Linked DNA regions of Homo sapiens: region 2 is linked to region 1. Evidence: read pairs that join two places in POLR2A ChIA-PET (ENCODE). Cell type or tissue: MCF 10A. All regions are shown on one strand. Each heading gives the region's core, and the rest is flanking DNA. Links, peaks and the distances in the headings are about the cores only.

Region 1 (15,517 bases), core at 4,427-9,426:
AATCTTTGACAAAGGCACCATAAATAATGAAAAAAGGATAGTCTATTCAATAAATAGTGCTGGGGAAGTTGGATATCCACAGGCAAGAAAGAGAGAAAGAGAGGAAGAGAGAGAGAGAGAGAGAGAGAAAGAGAGACAGAGAGGGAGAGAGGAAGGAAGGAAGGAAGGAAGGAAGGAAGGAAGGAAGGAAGGAAGGAAGGAAGGAAGGAAGGAAGGAAGGAAATTTGGTCCTTAATTCATACCATATGTAAAAATATAAAATGAATTAAATACTTTAATGTAAGACTTGAAACTGTAAAACTCCTAGAAGAAAGTATAGGTGAAAAGCTCCATGACAATGATTTTGGCAATAATTTTTTGGAAATGACACCAAAAGCATGGGCAACATCAAAAATAAAGAAGTGGTATAAATTTCATGTGATTATAGCATATGATCCTTTTAATATACTATTCAATTCAGCTTGCTTATGCTCTGTTGAGTGCTTTTGCATCTATATTCATCAGGAATATTGGCCTGTAGTTTTTGTTTCTGTTTTTATTTTTGTTTTTCTTGTAGTGTCCTTCTCTGCCTTTGGTACCAGAATAATGCTGACCTCATAAAATGAGTTTGAAAGTGTTCTCTCCTCCTTAATTTTTTAGAAGAGTTTGGAAATGACTGGTATTAATTCATCTTTAAATGTTTGGTAGACTTCACCAGCAAAGGCATCAGGTCAGGGATTTTTCTCTATTTCTTTAATTTCAGCCTACATGTGCCTTGGAGTTGATGTGAGTCTCTTGTTTCTTTTACTCATTTGGCCACTCTACACCTTTTGAATGGAGTATTTAATCCATTTGTATCTAAAGTAATTATTGATAGGTAAGGACTTACTATTCCCATTTTGTTCATTGTTTTCTGACTGCTTTGTAAATTCTCTGTTCTTTTTTATTCTTTTTGCTGCCTTCTTTTGTGATTTAATGATTTTTTAGTGGCATGCTATGGTATCTTTATCTTTCCTATATATTCTAGAGGTTTTTGCTTTGTGGTTTCTATGAGGTTATATGAAACATCTTAGAGGTATAAAGGTCTATTTCAAGGTTATAACAACCCAATTTCAATTACATACAAAACCTTTATACTTTTAGTCCCCCCTCCACATTTTGTTTTTGATGTCAGAGTATACATCTTTCTAAATTCTGTATCAATTCATAAATTATAAGTGATTTACATATCACCATTACAGCATTAGAGTATTTTGAAGTTGACTGTGTGCTTATCTTTACCACTGAGTTTTATACTTTCACGTTTTCATGTTATAAGTTAGTGTCCTTTCATTTCAATGTGGAGAACCCCCTTTAGCATTTCTTGCAAGGCAGTTCTAGTGGTGAGCTCTCTCAGCCTTTTTGTTTTTCTGAGAAAGTCCTGATTACTCCTTTCTTTCTGAAGGACAGCTTTGCCAGGTATTCCTGGGTGGCAGTTTTTTGCTTTCAGCACTTTGAATATATCATTTTATTTTCTCCTGGCCTGCAAAGTTTCCACTGAGAAATTCACGGAGAGCGTCATGAAGGTTCCCTTGTATGTGTCAAGCCTCTTTTCTCTTGCTGCTTTCAAAATTCTTTGCCTCTGATTTTTGACAGTTTGATATAATGTGTGTCAGCAATATCTCCTTTGGGTTTAATTTGTTCGGGGGATTTTGAGCTTCATGTACTTGAGAGCCATATATTTTCTCAGATTTGGGAAGTTTTCAGCCATTTATTTTTTAAAAATAAGCTTTCTGCCCCTTTCACTTTCTCTCTTCTCTGGCATGTCCACAATGTGATTGTTAGTTCTTTTGATGGAGTTCCATAAATTCCATAAGCTTCCTCCATTCTTTTTCATTCTTTTTCTTTTTTCTACATTGACTGGATAATTTCTAAGTTCTGGGGTACATGCACAGGATGTGCAGGTTTGCTACCTAGGTAAACGTGTGTCATGGTGGTTTGCTGTACCTATCAACCCATCACCTAGGTTTTAAACGCAGCATGCATTAGTTCTTTTCCCTAATGCTCTCCCCCATCACCCTCCTCTGACAGGCTCTAGTGTGTGTTGTTCCTCCATTCCCTGTGCCCACGTGTTCTCATTGTTCAGTTCCCACTTATGAGTGAGAACATGTGGTGTTTGGTTTTCTGTTCCTGCATTAGTTTGCTGAGGATAATGGCTTTCAGCTTCATCCATGTTCTCTGACTGGATAATTTCAAATGACCTGTCTTCAAGTTCACAGACTTTTTCTTCTGCTCAATCAAGTCCACTGTTGATTCTCTCTACTGCTTTTTTCATTTTCATTGTATCCTTCAGCTGCAGAATTTCTATATGATTCTTTTTTACGATTTCTGTCTCTATATAGAACTTCTCATTTTGTTCATGTACTGTTTATTCTGACTTTATTCATTTGTCTGTTTTCTCTTGTAACTTGCTGAGCTTCCTTAAAATGATCATTTTGAATTCTCAGGCGATTCATAAATCTGCATATCCTTGGATTTGTATACTAGATCATTATTGTATTCTTTGGTGGTGTCATGTTTCTTTGATTTTTCATGTTCTTTAAAGTCTTGTGTTGCTCTCTTTGCATCTGAAGAGGCAGTCACTTTCTCTAGTGTTTACTGACTGGTTTTGGAAAGTGAATACTTTCACCAGTCAGCTCAGTTAGGAATTCTTAAACTGTCTTAAACCTTTTCTATGAATGTACACAATCCACACCTCTTGTTCCCTCTTGAGGAGAAATCTTGTCTTCTCCAAACCCCACAAAACCAGGTCAGATGATGAGAGCCCCCTGTTTTCCCTAAGGTTGTGTTCTATAATGCTCAAGTTTGTGTGCCTTCTCCCTGTCCTACAGAGTTGAGGAAGCTATCTTTGTGAGACACTTGAACTCTCAGTCCTCAAAGGTGCACTCAGTGACTGGTGGGGGCAGAGTGAGTTGTCCAAAGAATTTGGGTTGCCCATGGTCCAGTTGGGGTTTTCTGCAGGCAAGGGTGTCCCAAGCAGCTCATCAACTGACCTCCTGATGGAGTCTGTAGAGGGGTTAGCAGGGTTCACATCCTATCTTTTCTGTACCCATTCTCTCTCAAACCACTCAGCCATGCTAATCATCTCAGTAATCTGAATGAGGTGAGAAAGAAGTGGGCAAGTAGGCCTGTTGGGCAGAATCTCACATAGCTCAGAGAGCTGGGTGCTCGCTCACTGCAGTCTCACTGTTCTCCATGGGAAAAACTGTGGGCCTTACTTGTCACTGAGCTATGCCACCTTAGGGGAGAGGTGACGTGGTTAAAGTGAAATTGTTCTTTCTACCCTTTTGGTTCAACAGTGTGCTGAAACTTTTCCACTGGTCTCCTGAACTCCCACAAAGTACTCTCATCTATGGGTAGTTATCAAAATCAATGCTTCTGCAGGGAATGTTGGTAGTAATCTCCTATTCTGCCATATTGTTGACATCCATGAATATATGAGCATACATACAGAAGCAGTTACACTCATTTTGTTAGTCTTTTTTTGCCTTGTTATAAAGAAATACCCAAGACTGGGTAATTTATAAAGAAAAGAGGTTTAGTTGGCTCATATTTCTGTGGGCTGTACAGGAAGCATAGTGCTGGGCATCTGCTCAGCTTCTGGTGAGGCTTCAGGAAGCTTACAATCATAGCAGAAGGCAAAGGGGAAACCAACATCTCACATGGCAAGAGTGGGAGCGAGAGAGAGAGGGGAAAGATGCTACACTCTTAAACAGCCAGATCTCATGAGAACTCACTATCAAAAGGACAGCACCAAGAGGATGGCACCAAACCATTCATGAGAAATACGTCCCCATGATTAAATCACCTCCCACCAGGCCCCACCTCTACATGAGATTTAGAGGGGACAACATGCAAACTATATCACTCATGGATTTAGATAAAGAAATAGGCTACATGCATGTTTGGCTGGTCTGTCTATTGCCATGATTCTGAATTAACAAATCATAAGCACTAAAAGTAATTCTCTTTTCCTGAGCAGCCACTTCTCTTCCTGGTCTGAGTACCATGCTTCAGGTTTGGGGCATAGGACTTACCCAGTGATACTTAAAAAAAAAAAAAAAAAAAAAAAAAAAAAAGTGGCTCTCAAAGTCAAGTCCCCAGGCAAAATCACATGGGTACTTCTTAGAAAAAATAATTTCTCAGACTGTACCCTAGACTAACTGAAGCAGAAACTCTGGGGTTGGGGTCCGGTAGTCCATATATTAACCAGCCCTCCAAGTATTCTAATGCATGCTGAAGTTTTAAATTCAGTATTCTAAAGTATGAGGGAAAAGTTGTACCAGAACTTTCTAAAACTATCCCTAACCCCGTGGCTTCTGAGAAACCACACCCCCCAAATTCACAGTCTTGCTATCAGTAGCAGGCCATGTGTAAGTACTTGTCAGCACCAATCCACCTCCCCTTGTGACAAGCTTCAAAGGCAATAGTAAAGCTTCAATAAAAAGTTATCCTTTCTAGTCTATACCCTTTGCAGTGACCATATTCATGCTGGTAAACACTGTTTTTACACTAAAAAGCAAAGTTTCTCATTTTTATGAAAACCCAATTATACTTCAGCAAAGAGCTATTTAAAAATGGTTTATTTTTTCAAATGTGTTAGCAAGCCAATTCCTGTTATTAATATACTTCATGTGCCATAAACATAAAATACATGTGTGTTTCTGAAGATGCATATTATAATTATCTATGTATAAACTATCACTATGAGAGTAGGTCATTTTTTTTCTGGCCACTGCTATTGGAAAAGGAAACATCGATATTGGCTCTATGGGGAAGACATGGGGAAGTAATGAGTCTCTTTCTATGACTTGGGGCAGGAAGTTTGCATCTTGTTTTTCTAGGACTCCAGAAAATAAATTATTCTGGAGACTTCAAAGTCTGTATGAATAGGTGAGTGTAGTATATATCTGAAAGATAAGCTTATCCTATCAAGATGGTAATTAATTTTTATTCTGGCTATCATCTGGATTGATCAAATTTTGAATGTAAAGAATTGCCTTTTTCTCATTTTAAATGTTAAAACTCATCGCAGTGGGAAGTATTATAAACTCCGTTTAATGTGCTTCCTTTACAACTTAAGCATCATTTTTGTCACATTAAAATTCATTTCTTTTTACTAAGATAAAATTAAAAAGAACTCCAGCCGAATATAATTAAAAACTTGGACTACATATCTTCCAGGAACCAGGTGATTTCTGCCCTGTGGGGAGTCCTATATTCTTACCTACTGTGGATAAGTTCGTAAGTGCAGTTGAAAGGATCCATGTTGATTATTACATTCTAAATTAGCCAATATTAGCACTGTGCCAAATAATTCACATAGCATGGTTTCCATGTTAGACAATCAATTACAGTTCAGATGAATCCATGCGAAAATCTATAGTTTTTACTTAGGATCACAGTTTTTGTAATTTAACATATTATTACAACAGAGCCTTCAAAAGGTCAGGTAGAACAACGGAGAGCAATTTCCAGTTTGTAAATGTTCCTTTATTGTCGCAAGAGGGTGACTATATCCATGTGCTTGATAGAATCAAAATTCTAATTTATTTTGACATTCACCTAACAGCACACTTAAAGTAGAGAGCAGTTTTATCCAAAAACCCATTGAAAATTAATACAATTTTAGCATGAAGATCTGTGCCTCTTTTTGAATTTTCTGTGTTAACCACCTCATTGGGAGATTGCAGAGCTACAGAAAAAACACCACAGAGAGACCACACCAGGTAATTGAGTACCTGCCTGGTGGCCTAGTAGAGAGAGTTTTGTATTTTTTCAAATTTGAGAACTTAGTAGTTTCTTGCTGCCCCCAGGAGTTCTACCTATTGCAATGGCAAAATGAGCTCATTCCAGAAAATTCTGTAGTTTTTCTTCTCCATACCAATGCATTAGATCTGAAGAAACACCTATTATTTTTCATTTATTTTCTATTTATTTTATTTTATTTTATTTTGAGACAGTGTCTTGCTCTGTCGCCAGGCTGAAGTGCAGTGGCATGATCTCGGCTCACTGCAACCTCTGCCTCCCTGGTTCAAGTGATTCTACTGCCTCAGCCTCCCGAGTAGCTGGGATTACAGGCAAGCGCCACCATGCCAAGCTAATTTTCATTTTTTTAGTAGAGACAGGGTTTCACCATGTTGGCCAGGATGGTCTAGATCTCTTGACCTCATGATCTGCCCACACTGGTCTCCCAAAGTGCTAGGATTACAGGCGTGAGCCACCGTGCCCAGCCTGTTTTTCTTTCAATATGTACAGTATATTTTAGGGTACCAAACTAAAAGGTTAAATTTAGTTCCTAAATTTCCCAATTCAGTAAAAAAGAAAAGCAAACATTTTTTTCAAGCATATTGAATCTTGTTATACATTGTCATGTAATAGTAACATTGACAAGTTTTCTCCAAGATTTCAAAATTCACAATCATCAAAATCATATTATTGAGTAATCTGAAAAGATACGCCCACTGAAACTATATATCCACAACAAAGATGACACAAAACAATAAAAGTGACTAAGAAAATTAATTGGACTGTGCAAGCTGATTCTTGTTATTTAGGGCAGGGTGTTCTAAATATCAACTTAAATGTACATTGAAATTACATAGACACAGATGTCCTGTTCTCACAATTTAATATTTAATCATCAAAGCCTCTCCTTGGAATTAAGGCATCATCTGAGAAAGCTCCTGTTAAATACCTACTTCCCTGGGGTTAAGAGAATAAGTATTATTTCCTAACACATTAGCTGGTGTTTTCTTTTGTAATGGCTGAGAACCAGATTCATAAATAAAAAGACAAGTGTAAAAAATGTAGACATGGGGGAGAGAGAATGATCAAGACCATCAGGCCCAATTTGTGAGAGATAAGCTCAAAGGGATACTTCACCAGAAGGTGTGAATAGCACAAAGGCAGAGGGCACTGCCAGAGAAAAGAGAGGAAGGCAATTTCCCTTCAAAGGCAATGTACTGTAGAGGATGAGAGCATGGGGGCCAGGGCCAGAATGCTCCAGTTCAAATCTCACCTCCTCCACTTAATAGATGAAGGAATAAGAGCAAATCTCTTAACCCCTCTGTGCCTGTTTGCTTCTTCTGTAAAATGGGAATAATAGCAGCCCTCTGCAAACACACACTGGGTTGTTGGGGGAATCAAAATTTTAAAGCCTTAGGTCAATACTTGACATGTGATAGCAACCACAGAAATGTTTGCTCTTATATTACCTGAAGTTGTTCATGTCTTAAAATCAAAGATATATTTTCTAAACCTACTATACAGGTGAAAAGGAAAGAGCCCATCACTGTATTTGGTTTTATTGCTGCTGCCATTTTTTTGAGTGTTTGGGTAGCAGCAGCATCTTGGTTATATTAACTCCAGCACACTGGTGAAAGACGTGAGCCACATGGAAAGCTGGTTGGGTTGAGTTTACCTGAGTAGCTTAGATAAATAGTTCTACTCTCTGCTATTCTCTGGAAGTGTTCCTACTGTATTGTAGAAAAAAGTAGCCAAGGCAGCTTGAGAAAGTTGATGTGCCTCCCTCAGCACCAAGATGCTAGCAGGGAGTAATTTGGGTACAAAGTAGCATTAATTCAGCTCATTAATTGCTCAGAATTACTAACTAAGCTCTCTTCAACTGCTGCTTTGTCTCTTTTATTTGTGTTGTGTTTTTATGGTGGTTGCTTTTTCAGGAATTTGTACTTTGAATTTAAAAAGTCTAAAACGCTTAAGAAATATTTCAATAAGTTCTAGAGACCTGTGCAACATTGTGCCTGTAGTTAACAATACAGCATTGTGCACTCAAAAACCAGCTGAGAGAGCAGATCTCATATTAAGCCTTCTTAGCACAATTAAAAAATTAAAAGAAATATTTCAAGAAAATGCAATGTTTGTAAATTGTAAATATATACTAAATAATAAATATGTAAAACAAATATATAGTAAATATGAAGGTCTTTCCCTTTGTTCTACCTAAAGAGTTTAGAATTCTGCCTTTTAAAGACAAATCAGGATATCCTTAGCAAACTAACACAGGTACAGAAAGCCTAATACTGTATGTTCTCACTTCTAAGTGGGAGTTAAACGATGAGAACACATGGACCATAGAGAGGAACAACACACGCTGCGGCCTAGCAGAGGTGGAAGGTGGGAGGAAGGAGAAGATCAAGAAAAATAACTAATGGATACTAGGCTTAATACCCGGGTGATGAAATAATCTGTACAACAAATCAAATCATCTATACAAAAACCTCCATGACACCTATTTACCTGTGTAACAAACCTGTACATCCTGCACATGTACCCCGACCTTAAAATTTAAAAGAAGAGGAACAAATGGAGGAGAAATGAGTTATGAGTTATCTATAGCTGTGCAACACAATCGTAAAATGTGTACCATATGCAAAATATACATTTGGGGAAAGCAGATATCTTTTATAATGTGTAATTCACTGAATCCATTTATTGATATTTACTCAATGTTTATTGAGTGTCTTTCATGTGTTGGATGCTGTCACGGGCGCTGGTGATACAGCCACGAACAGAACAGACAGACCCCTGCCAGCAGAGGCTCATACTCTAGGGAGTGTATCTACCTGGGTGCCAGGGATAGAGGGATGGAGGTTGGAACACAAGAAACAAAATAAGGGAAATGCCTAACATAATAGATGATAATAATATCTACACAGTTAATATTGAACATGCAAGGGGAAAGGGGAGAACCCAAAGTTTTATGTAGTAGGAGGAAGTGCCAATTTTCAATAGGAGGAAATGAAGTAGGCCACAGTGAGAGAAAGTGACATTTGAGCAGACTGGCGAAGATGGCAGAGAAAGCTGTGGAGCTATCCAGGAGGCAATCAGTCCCGACAGGGGGCGCTGCAAATGCACGCATCCTGAAACGGTGCAGGCCTGGGGTCAGGGAGGTGGTGTCCCTAGAGCACAGCAAAGAAGGGGTTGAGTATTAAGGGATGAGGTCACAGAATATCGGGGCAGGCTTGTGATATAGGGCCTAAAATGCCACTGTATAGATATCACCTTTACTCTGAAGGAGGTGAGAAGCCAGCAAAGAGTTGTAAGAGAGAAAGGGAGTTGCTGGACTGTTGTTCCGGGGTGAAGGGAATCAGACCAGGGTGCAGTGGCAGAGATAGAAGCAGAGAGAGTACAGCCACGGTTAAAGGATGGAAGGCAAAGAGCATGGTACCACTGCTGGCGGGTGGATAAATGTGATGATGAGAAACAGTGGAAATTCTCTTCTGACTGCATTTATTTTCTTAATAAAATAATAAGCACAGTCACCAATAAAAACATATATGGATAAAAATACCCAATAATTTACAAATTTACACAGATTTTCTAGTAACTTCTGTATTTCTTGAAGAAAGTTTGAAAGCTAAAGTTCAACATCAGAAATACAACCTAATAAAGTTAACCTGTCCAAAAATCCAATTATGATACTGAAAAAGCTAATAGTAAGGCAACCCCCCCATAGAGGAAGGACAGATGAAGAGACATTATGGGAAATTTGCAAACAGTGACAAGCATAGGTGATGAGGATGGCATACACTTACGTCTCATCTAGTACAATGGTGCTGTGTGTTCAGTCATCTCATTACTATTTCTGAGGTCTCGACTATGAAGCAGAACACAGGATATTGGCTTTAGCTACACAAGATAAAAACAGCGGCGTTTATATGCAATAATTTTTATCAATCAAAACAATTACATCCTAATTGTTTAATTCGGTTCCTCTTCTCTTCACATGAAATAACCTTAGAGATAATACGATAGAAACTATTCACAACGTGAGAAGTCCACCATGGCCTGTTGCCTCGTGGTCCCCAGCCTTGTGGGAAAGTGTAATGTGCGCTTCCACAACTCCACTGCAGAGTGGTGTACCCTCCATGTACACACAGACAAATTCTCCCAGCTCCCTTTTGCAACACAGCACTTATTGGGGCTTAGTTCTTTCAGGAAGAGGCATTTCTAATCCTCACATAAGTTTAATCAGTATGAATATGGTTTTGTTGCCTCCCTCATTTACTTCTTATTTCTTGCAAATAAGATAGAAAGGTAGAGCCTGATTTTTTCCCAAGCTCCTACATATTAGTCATATGCATCTTTAAAATTAGCCTGCAGAGTCATTTTCTTGTCATTCTATAATTAGAACTCACTTACCGTCTTCCAAATGCCCTCAGACACTGCTTCCCCACTCCTGTGTTGTCAAATTGCTCACGTAGCCCTCCATGGGAGCTACACTAACAAGTTTTTAAAGCAACTTTATATGGAGCAGGGGTGTCCTATGTAATACTAGGGATCTCCAAATATAATTACCTACTATAATTGTTTTATTGCTGCTGCAATAAACTATATCGGTTTTCACTTGTGATCTATACAAGTTGTGAACTATACAAGTTTACACTGTATGAGCTAACATAATTCTTGTATGTTTGCCTCAGAATTGACCACGCCATTGCAAGAAAAAATATGGAAATGGCAATTAATTCATTAAATTACTTCTTATAATTTACTTGCCACATATTTGTGATTTTTATATCAGTGTTGTACTTTTTAAAGTAACTTTGTATTTTAATATATATTTTGTTAACTTCCCCATCTCTGCCACCATCATATATAATTAAATCAAACTGTAAAATATCTGGTCATCATCACTTCATTTATGGCTGTCCAGTTCGTCCTCAAAAGATAAAACTATTAAAGAGTTTTCTGCTGAGACTCCACAAAAATGGGATTTAAAAATAGATAATTAGATATCCGAATGAGTCATGGTGATTATTTCCATTTTTCTTTAGTCATTAATGAAACTCGAAATAATCACATTCGTGGCTTTGTCCATATGATCAGAAACATTTCCAGGCAAATAGTAAATTTCTTAAACAGTATTTGGGTCTAGTAAGGAAAGAACTTTGGAATTTTTAAGGTCAGAATCAATGAACACATGAAGACAGAATAGAGTCAAAAGCTTGTTTCGGCAGTTTCGATCAGTCGGTCTTTTAGAGATGACATATTTTAGAACACCAAACACACATTTGTGCCAGCAGAGATTTTTAATTAGCTTCCGGCTTAACAGCAATAATGGAAGGAGCAGAGCTTGGGTCACCACTTAGTGTGTTTGGCTCCTTTGAAAACGGACTTTTGTTCTCTTTTGAGCCATGGCATTGACTGCCCTGCATCTCTCCATAGGAGTTTTGCAGAGTGACAAATCAGCTGTGGCACAAACAGTTTCTAATTAACAGTGACAGGATATTGATGGGGGTAACAATTGCTTGATAAAGGCCAAAGGAAAGTTTCAGGGACATGAACTTTCCATTACATTCAGAAGTGATTATTCTCTCCAGATTTTAGCTTGATCATTACCTTTCTGTCACAAATATTGGAAAATCCCTTTTTAAAAATATGTTACTGTTGGAGCTCAGTTGGAGGAAATGATGAAAGGTCACCGATCAATGATCATTCTTACGATGAATCAGCTCTTCTACTTCTAGCTAAATTTTATAAAATGCACTAATTACAAAGTTGTGAAATAACCAGTAACTGGACAGCTTTCCCCCTGCGCCACCCACCCCCAACAAAGGTAGTATCATGTTCTGAATTCTTCTGCCTCGATTTTTTCCTATTCCTTCTGACACTACTCTTTATTTATCTTTACGTTTTTTTATTATGAAAAATTTCCATTGGGCGCGGTGGCTCACACCAGTAATTCCAGCACTTTGGGAGGCCAGGGTGGGTAGATCGTGATGTCAGGAGTTCGAGACCATCCTGGCCAACATGGTGAAACCCCACCTCTACTAAAAACACAAAAACTAGCTGGGTGTGGTGGTGCACGCCTGTAACCCCAGCTACTCGGGAGGCTGAGGCAGGAGAATGGCTTGAACCCAGGAGGCAGACATTGCAGTGAGCCAAGATCACGCCACTGCACGCCAGCCTGGCAACAGAGTGAGATACCATCTCAAAAAAAAAAAAAAAATTCAAACATACAGGTGTAGACAGAAGAGTATTTGATATAATGAATAGCCACATACGCATCACTGATCTCCAAAGGATTTTCTTTCTTCCTCACCTTTTAAGTTCCAGGGTACATGTGAAGGATGTACAGGTTTGTTCCTTAGGTAAATGTGTGCCATGGTGTTTTGCTGCACAGATCAACCCATCACCTAGGTATTAAGTCCAGCATCCCTTAGCTATTCTTCCTGATGCTCTGCCTCCCCCCATCCTCCCTACAGGCCTGAGTGTGTGTTGTTCTCCCCCATGTGTTCATGTGTTCTAATCAATCAGCTCCCTCTTGTAAGTGAGAACATGTGATGTTTGGTTTTCTGTTCCTGCATTAGTTTGCTGAGTATAATGGCTCTCAGCTCCATCCATGTCCCTGCAAAGGACATGATCTCATTCTTTTTCATGGCTGCATAGTATTCCATGGTATATGTGTACCACATTTTCTTTATCCAGTCTATCATTGATGGGCATTTGGGTTGATTCCAAGTCTTTGTTATTGTGAATATTGCTGCAATGAACATACATGTACATGTATCTTTATAATATAATTACTTATATTCCTTTGTGTACACAGTAATGGGATTGCTGGGTCAGAAAGTATTTCTGCCTCTAAATCTTTGAGGAATTGCCACATTGTCTTCCACAATAGTTGAACTAATTTACACTCTAACCAACAGTGTAAAAGCAATCCTATTTCTCCACAACCTCACCAGCATCTGTTGTTTCTTGACTTTTTAATAATCGTTATTTTGAATGGCATGAGATGGTAGCTTATTGTGGTTTTGATTTGCATTTCTCCAATGATCAGTGATATTGAGCTTTTTTTCATATGTTTGTGGCCACATTAATGTCTTCTTTTGAGACGTATCTGACAGTACTCTTTAAATAGTGTGATGCCGATAATGAAAATAATAAGTAAACAATTTCCTAGTCCCAAGTAGCTAGATTGCTTAAGGTCCCTTAAAGCCAGCTACTCTAAAATTAAATGAGTCCCCAAGCCATTTCACAAACCCCAGAGGGAGTGTCTGTTTGATTTCCCAAATTCCCTCTATTGAATATTACAAAGCCATACAGGAAATATTTGATTCCTGCTTTTTTAGATAAATATAATCATTCTCCTGACAAAAACTAAGAATTCATTCCCAATTATACAAAGAAAGATCAGTCCACCCTAAGTTGTTCTAAAAGTAAACTTTAATTGAAAAATACAGCTTAGAATAGTAACTGGACAACTGTGTTTCATCAAGCACTCAGGTTCTGAACTGACTACAACAACCTCCTCAAGGAGGAGGCATGGAAAAAGGAAATCAGTGTGGTTAAACTTCAGAAACCTCCCTGTCTTACTTTACCCAAAGAACTTCACAGGTGCCAGTCAAAGCATTTAGCAATTGGTTCCCATAGGTACTCCCCGGTCAGAATGAATACCTCCTCTATATAATGGTGTGAGCCCATGGGTGCTTATCGACTATCATCAGCCTTACGTTAACCCACTTGCATTGATTTTGTGTACTGGGCGTGAGGTTCCAAGTAAAGTTAGTAAAAACTGTTCACTGATAAAAAGAAAAAGTTTTAGAACTATGTATATATAAGATGAAAGGTGTCCATTTTGACCTGCCACAAATGAGCTGTTCAGTACCCAGTGAGAAGTTAATAAATGGCACATAGTATATAATGAATTTCTTCCATTTATTGATAAAACCTCAGCAGCAGAAGGCACTTTAAATACTGACTAGTTCAACTATCCTTATGATACTCAAATCTCCTCCATACTATCCCAGCTAAGAAATAACTAAGCTTAGAGACGATTTCAGAGGTGGAGGCATCCCAGGGATGAGGAATAGCAAAGGAAAACATAGGAGCAGGCCTAGCATGTTTGAAGAATAGCAAAAAGGCCAAGTTACCAGAGTGGAATGTTGGGATAGAAGGAATAGAAGACATGGTTTGAGGCAATGGTTGGAGCAAGAGTTGGGGGGCGAGCCGATATGTAAGGCTTTGTAAGTCACAGAAAGTAGTATAATTGTTCTTCTGAATGAGATGGAAGGAGGCTTGGAGCAAATGAGTAACATAAGCTGACAACTTTTAAAAGTATCAACTGGCTGCTGTGTAGAGGACAGACTGAAGAGAGGAAAAGGTCAGAGCAGGAAACCTGTGAGGAGGCTATTTCAATAATCCAGACAAGGTTTGATGGAGAACTAAACCCACAGCATTAGCACGGGAGATAGCGAGCAGTAGTTAGATTCATAAGATTTTTTTTAGTACAGCCAAGAGAATTTCCTGATGGACAAAATGTAGTCCCTGAAGGAAAGAAAAGTAAAGGATGAATCCGAAGGTTCGTCTCAAACAACTGGGAAGGTTGCCATTTACTGAGGTGAGGGAGATTAAGGAAGGAACAGGCTTACTGGGGTTTTATGAAGAGTTCCATTTTGAATAAATTTAGTTTCAGATATCAAAAATAGCATGTAGGCCAGGTACAGTGGCCTCCACCCAGGGCTTTGGAAAGCTGAGATGGGAAGATCACTTGAGGTCAGGAATTCAAGATCAGCCTGGGCAACATAGCAAGGCCCTGTCTCTATTAAAAAAAAAAAAAAAAAATTAAGGACAAAATTTTTTTCAAAGGGAGTAGAATATGCAATCTGGCGCTCAGGGGAGATGTCAGGTTTGAAATTTCAATTTAGAGTCATTGAAATACAGACAGTATTTAAAGCCATGAGACTAATGAGATTAGCTTGAGAACAGCATCTCAGAAAAGAATTACAAAGACTGAAGCCTGGGAACTCCACCAACTAGAATTGAGGAAAATGAGGGAAAATAAGCAAAGGAGACTGAGAAAGAATGGCCCAAAAGTTGGGAGGTAAACCAGTGTTTGACGCCAAATGAAGACCATGTTTCAGGGAGTAAGGACTGATCATCTGTCAAAAATGCTGCCCTAGCTAAAGATCTGAGAATCTAGCATGGGATATAACAATGCAGAGGTCATGGGGGGATTCACCACAGCAACGGTAGGGGCAGCACTGACAACCTGACAGAGTGGGAGGAAAAAAATGGAGAGACTAAATATAAATGACCTTTTCAAGATTTGCTGTAAAGGAAGTTTATCTCATTTTATAATGACAAGATTGCAAATAGGTGGTATGAGACCCAATTTGGCTGTTGAGGAAACAGAAGCTCTGAACAATTAAGTTAACAGTCTAAGGTCATGGAGCCAGTCTTCAGAGGTGATAGAAAAGAGAAGACTTCCACCGTATCATACATATACAATTTTAGCATCTCCCTTTCCATTAAATTAAAACAGTGCTTGCAAAACTATCCAAAAACATCTATAACCAATAATGTGAACTTCAATCTCACTCATCTCTTCTTCGTCTTGTACTTGTGGTGTTGTTTAGAACTTATTTTTTTATTTTTTTGAGACGGAGTCTTGCTCTGTTGTCCAGGCTGAAGTGCGGTGGTATGATCTCAGCTCACTGCAACCACCGCTTCCCGTGTTCAAGCAATTCTT
Region 2 (15,517 bases), core at 4,323-9,322, 55 kb before region 1:
CTAGTTGAAACACAGGAAAAAAAAAAGTACGTGATTCAAACATTTCAATGTGGTCACCATTATCTTCACTACTTCTACTAGTATTTATATTATTTATGTACATTAAGGACCTGTATTGGAACACATTCAAGGCAAAAACTTAAAGCAACAAATGAAAACATTAGTGTGATTGGAGCAAATGTTTTGTGAAAGGAGTACTAATCAAAAATAAGGCTAAAAATAAAAACTGGACCCAAACTTTGGAGACTTGGAAATCCAAAATAATAATGTGTTTAGATTTTAACCTATAGGTAACAGGAGTCATTAAAGGGTTTTATGCTGTAACCTATGTAAAAGAGATGTTTCTGAAGTATTCAATTGGTAGTGATGTTAGGAGGAATAAAACTGGGAAAAGGAGACAACTTCAACCAAATAAATGAGGTGTGTTCATTCCAATGCAAGACAAATAAAATTTTTATGAAATTCTCTACTTCGGTTTTGAAAAAGACAAATGGATGTTGACAAATCAAGGCATAAAACAAAGTTGGAGGCATCAGGGTCAGAAATATGTCTGTGGTATTTCTTTTAGTCAAACAGTTCAGAGGCAGGGCCCTGTTCAATAATTAAACATTTGTTCTCAATGCACTCTATTGTGCCACTCCAGAATATCCAGGAAGCAAAAAAAGATGATTGTAGGTCACTCAATTTCAATTGGAAGGAATTTTGACCAATGAAGTAAGCACACAAGTAATTTCTCCCAAAATATTGCAGAGTAGCTGGAGTCAGTGCTGTGAGTGCAGCCGAGAGCAGTGAGGGGCACAGTCTGTGGTGGCAGGCGCTTTGTCCTACGTGCTGCTGCACATCAGGATTCCAAATCACACACTTGGGAGGGAGCTGACACCTTATCCTGAGACGACAACACCAGCATGTCCAAGGTTTCTCTTGCATGGCTGTGACCCAGACGGGACAACTGGTCAGGCACAAAGCTGAGATTTCTGCTAGGGTCAGTCAGACCAGGAAACACTGTTTTATTCCATGCTGCTCAGGGCCTCAAAGAGCCTCATGCTTACCCAGCTCTACCTAACACCTCCCATTCTCCAAAATGATCTGGCAACACTCCCACTAATATCCCTGCCATGGCATCATCCCCACTTCCATCTGACTATATCCCTTCAGGTATTAGAAGGGAAACAACCTATTTATTTTTAATTAATTATGAAAAATAATTAGTTATTTATACCATCATCTCATTACATGAAGGACTTGAGCCAGATTTCAGAGATATGTATAAGAAAATGAGATAATAAATAAGTCAGAAATTTGAAGAAAAAAGATGAAGGAAGGAAAATAAGATGATAGAAATAAAAGTCATAAAAAGATGATATTATAAAGTATATATTGAAAATCCACTGAGTAGGGCTCATTGGAAGAGACTAGATATTAAAGCTTTAGAAACAAGTAAATATGAGATTGGTTGATAAGTCTATGGACCTGTATTCACTGCAGGTCATTGGAAGAACTGAACTGAAAGTAAAACATAAGTCAGTAAAATGCCCAGAATAGAAAGAGATACATAGTTAAGATAAATGAGAAAAACTAAGCAAAGCCTGCTATCGTGATTGTTGAGAAAGAGGAATCATGATGCCCTGCATTCTCGTGGGGACAGGGACCCAGCAGAAACAGCTCTGCCACAATTCACAAAGCAGGTGGGATGGTGTGGAATTTGAAATTTTACCAAGATGTCTATGGCTACCTTGTCCAGGTCACAGGCTGGGGAATTTAAGTCTAAAATTTTGCCAATTTCTCTCTGAGCCTCTTGGCAACCAAAACAAAGTAAAGAGGAAAATCATGAAACTGTAGCAGCATTTCACAAACTGGTATCTGCTTAATGCTGTTCTGTCAGATCATAATTGAAATGCCCACATACCACACACATGATGTAAGAAATATTGGCAAATTCAGGATTTAAATAAAGTTAATGTTTGTTTCTTCTTAACTGTTCAATCACACACAGCCGTTAATATGATGATTACCATATAAAGGGGCCAGAAACTTTTTCCATGTGCCACTTACCAGTCTGCTTAGAAAAAGACTGCAGAACACAGTCTGGGGAGTAATGACTTAAAAAAATTAATGGTGGAAAACCCTCAAAAAACTGTGTATAGAAGAAATATACCTCAACAAAATAAAAGTTACATATGACAGATCCACAGCTAGTATCATACTGGATGGGGGAAAACTGAAAACTTTTTCTCTAGTATCTGGAACATGACAAGGATGCCCACTTTCACCACTGTTATTCAACATAATACTAGAAATCCTAGCTAGAGTAATCAGACAAGAGAAAGAAATAAAGTGCATCCAAACCAGAAAGGAAGAAGTCAAATTATCCTTACTTACAGATGATACAACCTTGTATTTGGAAAAACCCAAAGACTCCACCAAAAACTATTAGAATTTATTCACAAATTCAGTAAAGTTGCAGTATACAAAGTCAACATACAAAAATCAGTAACACTTCTCTGTGCCAACAGTGAACAATATGAAAAAGAAATCAAGAAAGTAATCCCATTTATGACAGCTACAAATAAAATAAAATACCTAGGCATAAATTTAACCAAATAGGTGAAAGATCTCTGCAATGAAAACTATAAAACATTAATGCAAGAGATTGAAAAGGACACACAAATATATAGAAAGATATTCCATGTTTATGGATTGGAAGAATCAATATTGTTAAAATATCCATATTATCCCTACCCCAAAAATCTACAGAGTAAATGCAATTCCTATCAAAATACCAATGATATTCTTCACAGAAATAGGAAAACTATCTTAAAATTTATATGGAACCCCAGAAGACCCAGAATAGCCAAAGCCAACCTGAGCAAAAAGAACATCACTGGAGAAATCACATTACCTGACTTCAAATTATACTACAGAGTTATGATAACCAAAATAGCATGGTACTGGTATAAAAACAGACACATATATCAATGGAACAAAATAGAGATCCTAGCAGGAAATCCATACCTTTACAATGAACTCATTTTTGACAACGGTGCCAAGAATATACATTGGGGAAAGAGTCTCTCCAATAAATAGTGCTAGGAAAATTGGATATTCATATGCAGAAGAATGAAACTAGATCCCTATCTCTATCCACATACAAAAATCAAATCAAAATCCATTAAATACTTAAATCTAAGACCTCAAACTATGAAACTACTACAAGAAAACATTGGGGAAACTCTCCAGGATTGGTCTGGACAAAGATTTCTTGAGTAATACCCCACAAGCATAAGCAACCAAAGCAAAAATGAACAAATAGGATCACATCAAGTTAAAAAGCTTCTACAGTAGCAAATGAAATAATCAACAAAGTGAAGAGACAACCCGAAGTATAGGAGAAAAATATTTGCAAACTATTCATCTGACAAGGAATTAATAACCAGAATATATGAGGAGCTCAAATAACCCAACAGGAAAAAATTCAATAATCCAATTTAAAAATGGACCAAATATCTGAATACACATTTCTCAAAAGACATACAAATGGAAAACAGGTATATGAAAAGGCACTCAACATCATTGATCACCAGAGAAATGCAAATCAAAACTACAATGGGGTATCATCTCAACCCAGTTAAAATGGCTTTTATTCAAAACACAGTAAATAACCAATGCTGGCGAGGATGTAGAGAAAAGGGAACCCTTGTAGACTGCTGATGGTAATATAAATTAGTACAAGTACCTCAAAAAACTAATAATAGAACTACTATATGGGCCAGCAATTTCACTGCTAGGTGCATACCCAAAAGAAAGGAAATCAGCATATCTAAAAGATATCTGCCCTCCCATGTTTACTGCGGCACTATTCCCAATAGCCAACATTTGGAATCAACCTAAGTATCCATCAGTGAATGAATGGATCAAGAAAATGTGGTACATATACACAATGGAGTACGATTCAGCCATTAAAAAAAAATGAGATCCTGTCATTTGCAACCACATAGATGGAACTGGAGGTCATTATGTTAAATGAAATATGTTGGGCACAGGAAGACAAACTGCATGTTCTCACTCATTTGTGGGAGCTAAAAATTAAAACAATTGAACTCGTGGAGATAGAAAGTAGAATAATGGTTAACAGAGGCTGGGAAGGGTGATGGGGATGGGAGCAGGAAAGTGGGGATGGTTAATGGGTACAAAAGTATGATAGAATGATTAAAATCTAGTATTAGATAGCACAACAGGGTCTATAGTCAATAATAATTTTTTGTACATTTTTAAATAAATGTGCATAATTGGGATGTTTGTAACACAAAGACATGATACATGCTTTCGGTGATATATACCCCATTTGCCTTGATATGAATATTATATGTTGGATACCTGTATTAAAATATCTCATGTAGGCCAAGCATGGTGACTAACTTCTGTAATCCTAGCACTTTGGGAGGCCGAGGCAGGAGGATCACTTGAGGCTAGGAGTTTGAGACCAGTCTGGGCAACATGGCAAGACCCCCATCTCTATAATTTTTTTTTAATTTACCAGGCATAGTGTCTGTAGTCCCAGCTACTTGAGAGGCTGGGGCAGAAGGATTCCTTGAGCCTGACAGGTCACTATCCTGCTGTGAGCCAGGATAGCACCACTGCACTTCAGCTGGGTGACAGAGTGAGACCTTGTCAATAAATATATATAATGTTTATATATATTATATATAATGTATCCCATAAATATGTACACCTACTATGTACCCATAAAAATTAAAAATTAAAATTAAAAAAGATGAACGGCCAAAAGAAAAAAAATGTTCAGGAAAAATTTAGTTTTCCTTAGGAATCAAGAATTAGGAAACACAGCATTCTTTCATAAAAAGAATTGCACAACACATTTTCCATAGGGAATATGTTCCAAGTCCCTCAGTGAATGACTAAAACTTTGGATAACACTGAACTCTTTACACACCATTTTTTTTCAATACAATAAAGAAGACAGCTACTAAGTGACTAACAGGGGGAGGTAATATCTACATTGAGGATACACTGAACAAAAGGATGACTCATGTCCCAGGTGGGATGGAGCAGGACAGCATATTTCACCACACTACCCAAAATCAACAGGGAATTTAAAAATGTATGAATTGTTTATTTCTGGAATTTTCTACTTAATATTGTTGGACATCAGTTGGCCTCGGGAAGCTGAAACCACAAAATGTGAAAGTGCAGATGAGAAGGGAGGACTACATTTATGCTGGGAATCCCCATGAAGGTCTCACTGTGTGTATGGAACACAAAATCCACAACCTCGGCCCTACAAAAAAATGTCCTAATAGCATTTCTCTGACAACATCCCTTGACATGGTCACATGCATAACACTGAAGAAAATATGTACATGTAGTTAAAAAAAAAAAACAGGATGGGTGCAGTGGCTCATGCCTGTAATCTCAGCACACTGGGGAGGCTGAGGAGGGTGGATCACCAGAGGTCAGGAGTTCGAGACCAGCTTGGCCAACATGGTGAAATCCCATCTCTACTAAAAATACAAAAATTAGCTGGGCATGGTGGTGGGCACCTGTAATCCCAGCTACTGGGGAGGCCGAGGCATGAGAATTGCTTGAACTCGGGAGGCAGAAGTTTCAGTGAGCCAAGATGGTGCTACCACACTCCAGCTGGGGGGCAGAGCGAGACTCTTGTCTCCAAAAAACAAACAAACAAACAAACAAACAGGCCAAAACTATTGTCTGATTCTCTAAATATGTGGTTTTCTAGTGGTCTAACTTGATTCCAGAGTTCTAAAATTTAGAAAAATAAGAATAGATTGTCACATGCACTTCAAGTAATCTTGAAGAGATGTTCTAACCTGATATCTAAGCTAAGATATCCTACAGCTAAGAGTTAAAGCTCTTTGGAAAGCATTTGCAGATAATCTACAGCACTAATTAAAGACAGATTGATTTATTTTGTGCACAAACAAAAAGACTAGGATTTTAATCCCTTAATAAAAGTTTTGGATTTATGCTTTAATAGAAAGCTCTGAAACTTGTCCATCAGGTAGGTAAAGGAAAGGTTGGCAGAAAAGGTCAAGTATCTCAACAGCAATATCAGATCCACTGAAACCAAAGGTCTCAAAGTTTTGCATTATAGAGCTTATAAATAAGTATTTTATACTAGAGAATTTTTAAAGCAGGTGTTATAAAATGCCCATTTAAACCATTTAAAACTTCTTTCCAGATTGCAGTCAAAGGACATCTAATTTTAGTGAAGGTAACTTCTTGGTGTACCTCCAAGATAAATTGAATACAAAATGTAATCCCAAGTAACTAAATGAGTTAACCTGCTACATAGGATTTTAGTGATAAGCCAATTATATTTAGAGACTGCCTGCCAAAAAATAATGACTAGGTTTTCAGAAAAATTGATCTTGAGCCGTTCTTACTGATGCAACTTTGAGAGCAGGGCCACATGCCTACTGAGGAATGGCCAGTTTCTGAGAGTCACACCTTGTTGTCAGCACCAGAAGAGTCTCCCTTTTCAGTCTCATGTCAATAAAGCATCCAGCATTCAGAACAGTGTCATGGCATTGAGAAATAAGATAAAAATAGAACCCTAATATGGTTCTATTTGCCCCTTTTAAAATTGTTCTTATCAAAGAGAGTGTTCTTACTCAGCTAGACATGTGTGGGGGCTTCTATCTGAGCCTAAAGAGCTGACCAGGGCCCAGAGTGGCAGCTGTTATGAGCTCTTAACCCAAGTTCATTCTTCCCTGGTGCGGAGTCAAAGACTTACCTACCATCTGCAAGGAACAGACCTATCTGTCTTACATTATCCTCATACTTTGTGCATTGTCTAGTGTTAATATTGCTGTCCCTACTTAACAGGAAGCCCATGCTAAGCTGGAGCCAATGGCTAGAATCAGTCCACATGAGCTTCCTGCCTACCTTGGCAGAGATGATCGTGAAACTATGCCCCTGCCTCCCAGCATCACATGAGATGCTTCTTCTGACAGAGCATAACCAATTTCCCCATTCTGCTGCAACTGTCAGTCTTTAGGCCTCATTCTGTGATTCAGGGCCCCTGCTATTATTATACCAGGAATCAAAGAGTGACAAGAAAAATAATCAAAAATATATTTTGTCTTTTAACAAAATAAGAATAAAATTATGTAGCAAAAGACAACACACGATGATGTTAGCACTCAGAAATGGGTTTTTTGCAAGTTGATATGCCGAAATATGTCCTGAGGCTTGTCTTGGATAAGATCTACATACTGGTCTCTGGCCAAGTTGCTGTGAATCATTGCAGGAGACATTGAAATCTAGGTTCTAATCTTCTTATACTCCTCTGTAAAAGCAGCCTATCACACAGTGCTCTTGAGTTCTTTGAGCTTCTGAAACAAGTGAAAAGGAGACACTGTTGTACTGATACTCTCTAGGGAGTGAATTGCCACCCCCAACATGCTATCTTCCTTCTTATTCATCAATGCCTTCTGTACAAAATAAGCCAATGATAAACCCACATATGTTGAGCTCCTGTCAAATTCAAAGTGCTCTGCCAAGGAGGAAGGATAAGCCATTCGTCCCACACTCAGGAAGCTAAAAGGCAAAGTTGGGGTAATACATTTTATATATATATATATATATATATATATATACACACACACACATATATATACACACACATATTATGTATATTATATATAATTATGTATTATATATTTAAAATATATTATAAACATATTTTATAATATATGAAAAATATTTTTAATAAATATAATTATATATTTTATAATGTATATATATTATATATTATGTACTATATGTATTATTACCCCATATATATGATATATAAACATATAGGTTTTGGATTCAGCCTTGGGCTTAAATCTAGGCTTCATCACTTGCTGCCTTGGTCACTTTGCTTAACCTTAAAGTATGGAAGGTGATCAGCAGAGTGTTTGGCCCAAAGTAATTCCTTAAGAAACTGTAATTATTATCTATAATATATCCAGAAAGTGAGGGGACTTTGAGGATCATTGTTGGCCTAATATACATCAGTAACTATTGTAGACACATATTTTATACATTGACTCCTTGGTAAGTCTACTTAGGCTGTACGGAGGTGTGTGTGTGTGTGTGTGTGTGTGTAGTCATCCCTTGGAATGTGGCAAAATTCCTATAACTTGTAAATATTATAGCAGGACTGGGTTCAAACCCTGACTCTATCTGGCTCAAAGCCAGATACCACCACAGAACACTGGTGCTACAGTCCGAAGCTACCCCGTCCAATATGGGAGCCACTAGCCAATATGGCTATTTAATTTAAATTCAAATTAGTTAAATTAAAAATCAAGTTCCTCAGTTGCACTGGCCACACTTCCAAGGCTCAAAAGCCACACGTGGCTTATGGCCACAGTGTTGGATAATAGAGACAGTAGAACATTGCTATCAGCACCGAAAATTCTACTGGGAAGCACCAATCTAGATAAAAAGATGAACACAATAAACATTTTTCACTGGCCAGAAAAATGATGGTATCTGTTAAGTTAAAGCAATGATAGAATGAAGGAAGTGATCATTCTGTATCCCTGAGTGGGCTGTGATAGTCATAGTTAAATAAAACTCTCACCTTCACCTTTAGGTCTCTATTATGCAGGAGTTAGGAAGCAACTAAGCTCCTAGAAGTTGCTATTATCTGTCTGGTTAATATGCTTTCATCAAGCTCAGAGAAGCGTTCTGTTAATGTAAGTTTGTCTCCGTTTCTTCAGTAAACTGTTACCAGTGAAATAAAATTGTGTGGAACAGTCAAACGAGGTGTTAGGAATGTCCCTGTGCACACATGTGAGTATCAACTCCTTTGCAAGTTTGTTCAAGCTGTTAGCTCTTTTCTTTGGTGCTCAGTTAGATACTTGTTTGTGCTTTTTCTACTTAAAACAATAGTAGAAATGACCAAGTGTTTGAATTAGCCTCCTTTTCAAGAGTTCAGTTTAGCCAGGTTTTTAAAAAATTACTTATAGAATAGAACGTTCATTTCACTTTTATTCACTTGCTTAATCAATAAATATTTGGAAAAAAAGAAATATTTGCTTATCACCTGCTCTGTATCTATCTGCTGCTGGGCTGGATGCTATAAGGATGCAAAAATTAACCAAAATAAACTGGGCCCCTAATGCCACGGCGTTTAGAGTTTTTGGTCTTCTCTCACCATAAAATATTTAGATTTTACTACAAAAGATAAAAAAAATGTATAGGAAATAATTTGACTTACATAACTTAGCAAATAATGACACATCCCAAGTATGACAAATTAATCACCACTGGAATATAAATTCTTGTTCACCATTCTCTTTACTCTTCCTTACTATGCCTCTGTCTTATACTACAGGCCCTGTAAATATTACACTTATTCTCAGAGAAAATTCGGGTATAAAGTTATTAATTTTTTTTTCACAGATGGAAAGAAAGAAGTACAAAAAAAAAACCCCACAATTATTGTTTCAAGTTTATACACTATGTAGAGATCCTAGAAATAGAAATCCTGCCTGGCAAAGAAAACCAGAACTAGACAGAGGTTAAGGTTAAAATTGTGAACACAGATTCTATTCAGGAACAATTGCAAAGGAGAAAGAAAACCAGGTTCAATTCAAATATAGCATGGACAAGTGGAGATTTATAGCCAAGGAGGAGGGTGAGGTCAGTGGATGGAAAATTACTGAGAGGAAACATCAGATGTAATGGGAATTCTGGCTAAACTGACTTCATAGGATTCTTGGTGAAGGTGGGCCAGGATGATCACATACCACAGGTTATGGGGATGAAGAATTTGATTGTAAAACCACATTCAGATATTTGAAAGTCTGCTTTCTATGTCACTACATTTAAATTATAAATGCAAGTGAGTTGTTACCAACGCAGCATCCTAAAGCTGAGTTAAGTAGCCACGAAGATTCTATGAGTAAAAAGCCTTTCATTTTATCAAATTTGGCCAAGAAGGATTCTTTAAACTGTGAGCCTACAAAAGCCGATGTGATTGAACATTGTTTCATGGTCTATGCAGTCAATTTGTGTTTTCCTTATGGCCTGAAGACAAGTGGCCATGAGCAGTGAACATTTTTGACTGGAGTCTAAGAACCCGTATTGTTTCTAAATGCAATCTAATGGAAAATTCCACTGGGAAAGAAAATCACAAGTCAACCTAAACCAGTAAGATAATATTAAAAGAACAGAGAATGGACAACAACAATAACTTCATTTTTATGTAACACTTATCTCTATCATGAAAAAGCAAATTGTCTTAGTATTGTCTGAAAAACTTGGAAGACTAAGAACATGCTAAGCAAGAATTAGTCCTGTTAAGAACATTCAGAACAGAAGCTGCCAATCTTAATAGCAACTGTTCTTTTCAAAAACTGTATATTCAACTTTCTGTGTATTTTGACTTTGGTTAGAAGAGGTAAGAAAATAAGAAGATGACTACCTATTTAAATATGAAATAAAATAATGCAACAATTGTGCATTTCTTTCTTTCCCAGGACCTCACACAATCACTTCAAATGCTGCCATCAAAAAGGAGAACATTTTGGTATAGGAAGCAGATCGATTTGTAAAGATCAGGATGTGGTTTGCAAGAGATATAGGTTCTACATTCATTTTTCTATGTGAAAAATACAACAGTTATGTTGCATTGACTATAGAAGGCAAGACAACTAAAAGAGACCCACCAGATTTCTCTTCATGGGTCTAATTTTACCCTCAATTTTTCCTTTTCTAAATATGAAACTTAAATTTTTGTCTTCTTCCTTTAAACACTCTTGGTCATACATCAGCGGTTTCCAAGTCAATACTTTGCCTCCTTAATTTCAAATTCATCAAGCTTTAAATTGATTTTGAAAACTTTTTTCCATTAAATAAATGTTTTAAACTCTTTCTGGCCAATTAACTTTGTTTGCTCCCAAATAGTACTTACTAGGGTAGCCCTTCTTATTCATCTAATCATCCTGTCATCATAAAATTCTAGTATTATTTTCTAACAGTTGAGTACAATGCATTTTCCTTCCCCCAAAGAATTCACAATTGACCTTAAGAGGCAAATGATACACACATATTATGGTAAATAAAAATACAAATCAGTAAATTACACATTCACCAAAGACTTTTTAAGAATGGTGTTTACTGGACAGCCAAAGTAATCAAAAAAGTCTATTTTTAGAAAAAGTGCACTTAATTGGGTTCTAAACAAAGGAAAGACTAGAGAGGGAAGACATTCTATACAAAATAAAAAGAGAAATGATAACTGTTAGGAACAAAAGCAGAAATGACATGCACATCTTATATTTCAGAAGGCAGTGACAAGCCAATTTGGCTATAGGGAAAGGTTTTCAAAACTTTCTTAATCACTGAGTTTTACTGACCTTCTTTCTAGAATGTTCAGGACTGGCAATAACTTCCCCTCAGTGATGTAAGTACATTCATGTAAAAAAAAAGTATTAGACCCAGAGAAAATGTTTATTGTTTCTAAACAATATTTCTGTATTTCAGGATCTTCAAAATCCAGGTAAGAAACACAGTGAAGAACTCATCTACTGCAAGCTTGGCCCCATCCATCAGTACCAGTGAAGAGAGACAAATCAGGATAGAAAGACATCACTACCATCTCTATGGTCAGTGATATTATGGACTAATGAATAAAAATAACTGCTTTACACAGGATTCTACAATGTTCTACAGTGATTTCACATACTCCTTTCATTCTTGCAATGACCCAAATTTAAGTGTTGTGTTTAAACCGAAGTTAGGCACACGTTAATATCTCTACTTTACTAATGAAAAAAACCCGAGGTTAAGTAATTTATCCTTGCTCGTCTTCCTGTCAATGACAGAGGCATACTTTTTATTTTTATTTTATTTTTTATTTTTTTTATTATACTTTAAGTTCTAGGGTACATGTGCATGACGTGCAGGTTTGTTGCATATATGTATACATGTTGCTGTGCTGCACCCATTAACTCATCATTTAACATTAGGTATATCTCCTAATGCTATCTCTCCCCATTCCCCCCACCCCACAACAGGCCCCAGTGTGTGAAGTTCCCCTTACTGTATCCAAGTGTTCTCATTGTTCAATTCCCACCTATGAGTGAGAACATGCGGTGTTTGGTGTTTTGTCCTTGCGATAGTTTGCTCAGAATAATGGTTGCCAGCTTCATCCATGTCCCTACAAAGGACATGAACTCATCCTTTTTTATGGCTGCATAGTATTCCATGGTGTAGATGTGCCACATTTGCTTGATCCAGTCTATCACTGACGGACATTTGGGTTGCTTCCAAGTCTTTGCTATCGTGAATAATGCCGCAATAAACATACGTGTGCATGTGTCTTTATAGCAGCATGATTCATAATCCTTTGGGTAGATACCCAGTAATGGGATGGCTGGGTCAAGTGATATTTCTAGTTCTAGATCCTTGAGGAATCACCACACTGTCTTCCACAATGGCTGAACTAGTTTACAGTCCCACCAACAGTGTTAAAGTGTTCCTATTTCTCCACATCCTCTCCAGCACCTGTTGTTTCCTGACTTTTTAATGATCGCCATTCTAACTGGTGTAAGATGATGTCTCACTGTGGTTTTGATTTGCATTTCTCTGATGGCCAGTGATGATGAGCATTTTTTCATGTGTCTGTTGGCTGCATAAATGTCTTCTTTTGAGAAGTGTCTGTTCATATCCTTCGCCCACTTTTTGATGGGGTTGTTTGTTTTTTTCTTGTAAATTTGTTTGAGTTCTGTGTAGATTCTGGATATTAGCCCTTTGTCAGATGAGTAGATTGCAAAAATTTTCTCCCATTCTGTAGGTTGCCTGTTCACTCTGATGGTAGTTTCTTTTGCTGTGCAGAAGCCCTTTAGTTTAATTAGATCCCATTTGTCAATTTTGGCTTTTGTTGCCATTGCTTTTGGTGTTTTAGACATGAAGTCCTTGCCCGTGCCTATATCCTGAATGGTATTGCCTAGGTTTTCTTCTAGGGTTTTTATGGTTTTAGGTCTAACATGTAAGTCTTTAATCCATTTTGAGTTAATTTTTGTATAAGGTATAAGGAAGGGATCCAGTTTCAGCTTTCTACATATGGCTAGCAAGTTTTCCCAGCACCATTTATTAAATAGGGGATTCTTTCTCCATTTCTTGTTTTTGTCAGGTTTGTCAAAGATCAGATGGGTGTAGATGTGTGGTATTATTTCTGAGGGCTCTGTTCTGTTCCATTGGTCTACATCTCTGTTTTGGTACCAGTACTATGTGTTTTGGTTACTGTAGCCTTGTAGTATAGTTTGAAGTCAGGTAGCGTGATGCCTCCAGCTTTGTTCTTTTGGCTTAGGATTGTCTTGGCAATGCGGGCTCTTTTTCGGTTCCATATGAACTTTAAAGTAGTTTTTTCCAATTCTGTGAACAAAGTCATTGGTGTCCTGATGGGGATGGCGTTGAATCTATAAATTACCTCGGGCAGTATGGCCATTTTCACGATATTGATTCTTCCTATCCATGAGCATGGAATGTTCTTCCATTTGTTTGTGTCCTCTTTTATTTCGTTGAGCAGTGGTTTGTAGTTCTCCTTGAAGAGGTCCTTCACATCCCTTGTAAGTTGGATTCCTAGGTATTTTATTCTCTTTGAAGCAATTGTGAATGGGAGTTCACTCATGATTTGGCTCTCTGTTTGTCTGTTATTGGTGTATAAGAATGCTTGTGATTTTTGCACATTGATTTTTTATCCTGAGACTTTGCTGAAGTTGCCCACTGAGCTACACCTACAAAGTGCATGCTGAAAACAATGCAATGAAAATCAGGGTGTTTCCCCCTGGAAAAATCTATACAATTTAAGAGTGAGAAAGAGAGAGGGAGTGGTAGACTCCTAATTAAATTAAAGTTTGAAAGGTTTCTTAACTTTCTTAAAGACTAATAGCATAGCAGAGACTGATTTTCAAAGGGGATCATTAATTTTCCTTAATTTTAAACTAAATCTCAAAGTATATTTTATTCATATTCAGAAAAGGATAAATGGAAGATCAAAAAGCAATAATGCAGACCTCACCAGTGCCCAGCCCCTGAGGGAACCATTGCACTGCATTTTTTATGTCAGCCGACCTTTCCTTTTTAGTATTCATGAAAACTTAGCAAATAATCAATTGAATTGATTTCAGGGACATATATCCATTGCTTCCTGCCTGAAACGTGAAGCTCAAGCATGGTTATCTGACACAGGAGTGCCCTTTCATTCTGTCTTCTGTAGGAACAACTGTACAGAACAAGTAAATGAGCGACCCAATGAAATCTCCCATCCCACAGTCTGCTCTTGCCTTACTATTCAATTCATCTCTCTTCATCCGCACAGGGCTCTTGTTCTCCTTCAAAGCAAGCTCCGGGGCTGTGGAGGAAAATTCAGGTGCAATGAACAGAAACCACTTCACTTGTTAGCCAAGAGGATATTTAAGGTGCTGAGCAATGAAAAGTTAATACGATGTACTATTCAGTCTCCATAAATCACCTCTAAGTTTAACATCTTAAAGGTCATATCAGACACCATGACCTGTGTTTATGCTGTGTTTACCCGTATATCATTCATGAGTTTCATGATGACTTGCTGAGAAAAACAATACATTACAGTGCAAGATTGAATCGCAGCTATTTATTTTCACTTTATAAGACAGATGGCTAAGAGATAACTTGTTCAAAGGAAGGCAAAAGACAATCAAATGTCATGGGCTCAAGATAAGCCAGCTGGCTTATCAACCACACCAGGCAGGCTACCAATTTATAATTCAACTGTTGGGATGTTTATCATTGAAATGTTCAACTTCCTGGAGCAAACATTGACTATTTTGCCAGTAATAGGAGCCAAAATGCTATTATATTCAACTTAGCGGTCACAAAAAGATAAAAGGCTAAACAACTCATCTTACACAAACCCACATTTGTCCACAAGGGGCTTCATAATGAGGTAGCCACTTGCAAGTAAAAGTGATGTGCTCTGATTTGGAATACTAAGACTTAGTTTATTCCCACAGCCAAGAGGCCTGGATTTTCTTTAACTAAAATCATTATTTTAGCTTAAGGTGTCATTCTCTACAATGCGTTTTCTAAAATGTGTGACTTAGTATTATTCATGCTGAACCAATTTAAAAGGTATTGACTTGCTATCACTCAGCAAAGCAGGAACTGGACAGGTGTTGTTAGAAGGCAGCTTGTTTATAAATTTTCAGAGTTCAGAATGCTAAAGGGGAGAGCACTGGGTGACAATTGTTACTACTGGGTCCTTGTGCAGTCAAAGGGGATCAGGAGAATATATAGTTCTTCTTGGAGCAAGGAGACACTGTAAGTAAACGATTTTTAAAAATTAGAGAGCTGAGCACAGTGGCTCACACCTGTAATCCTGGCAACTCAGGGGGCTGAATCCGGAGGATCACTTGAGGCCAGGAGGTCAACACTAACCTGAACGACATAGAGAGACCCCATCTCTATTTAAAAAATTTTAAAATTAACCAGGCATGGT

What was found. ChIA-PET counts read pairs that join two places held together with the same protein. Peaks named below come from ENCODE experiments on the same cell type or tissue, not always from the same donor. Only the 100,000 strongest peaks of a DNase experiment are listed, where the experiment ranks them.
Region 2: POLR2A ChIA-PET joins it to region 1 with 6 read pairs; 5 of 35 experiments call an interaction of 5 or more read pairs at or near these places.

The regions. Positions count from the first base shown.
Region 1 is chr18:70,572,050-70,587,566 of GRCh38, reverse strand. No RefSeq gene overlaps it. Among named protein-coding and RNA genes, the nearest start is that of GTSCR1, 71 kb to the left of the region's middle. In MCF 10A, for the core only: no CTCF peak of the experiment used is centred there; no DNase peak of the experiment used is centred there.
Region 2 is chr18:70,626,693-70,642,209 of GRCh38, reverse strand. It overlaps GTSCR1 (Gilles de la Tourette syndrome chromosome region, candidate 1), which reads left to right. Exons shown (of 3, transcript NR_160904.1): 3 at 11,521-11,691. Among named protein-coding and RNA genes, the nearest start is that of GTSCR1, 17 kb to the left of the region's middle. In MCF 10A, for the core only: no CTCF peak of the experiment used is centred there; DNase peaks (open chromatin) are centred at 4,989 and 7,259.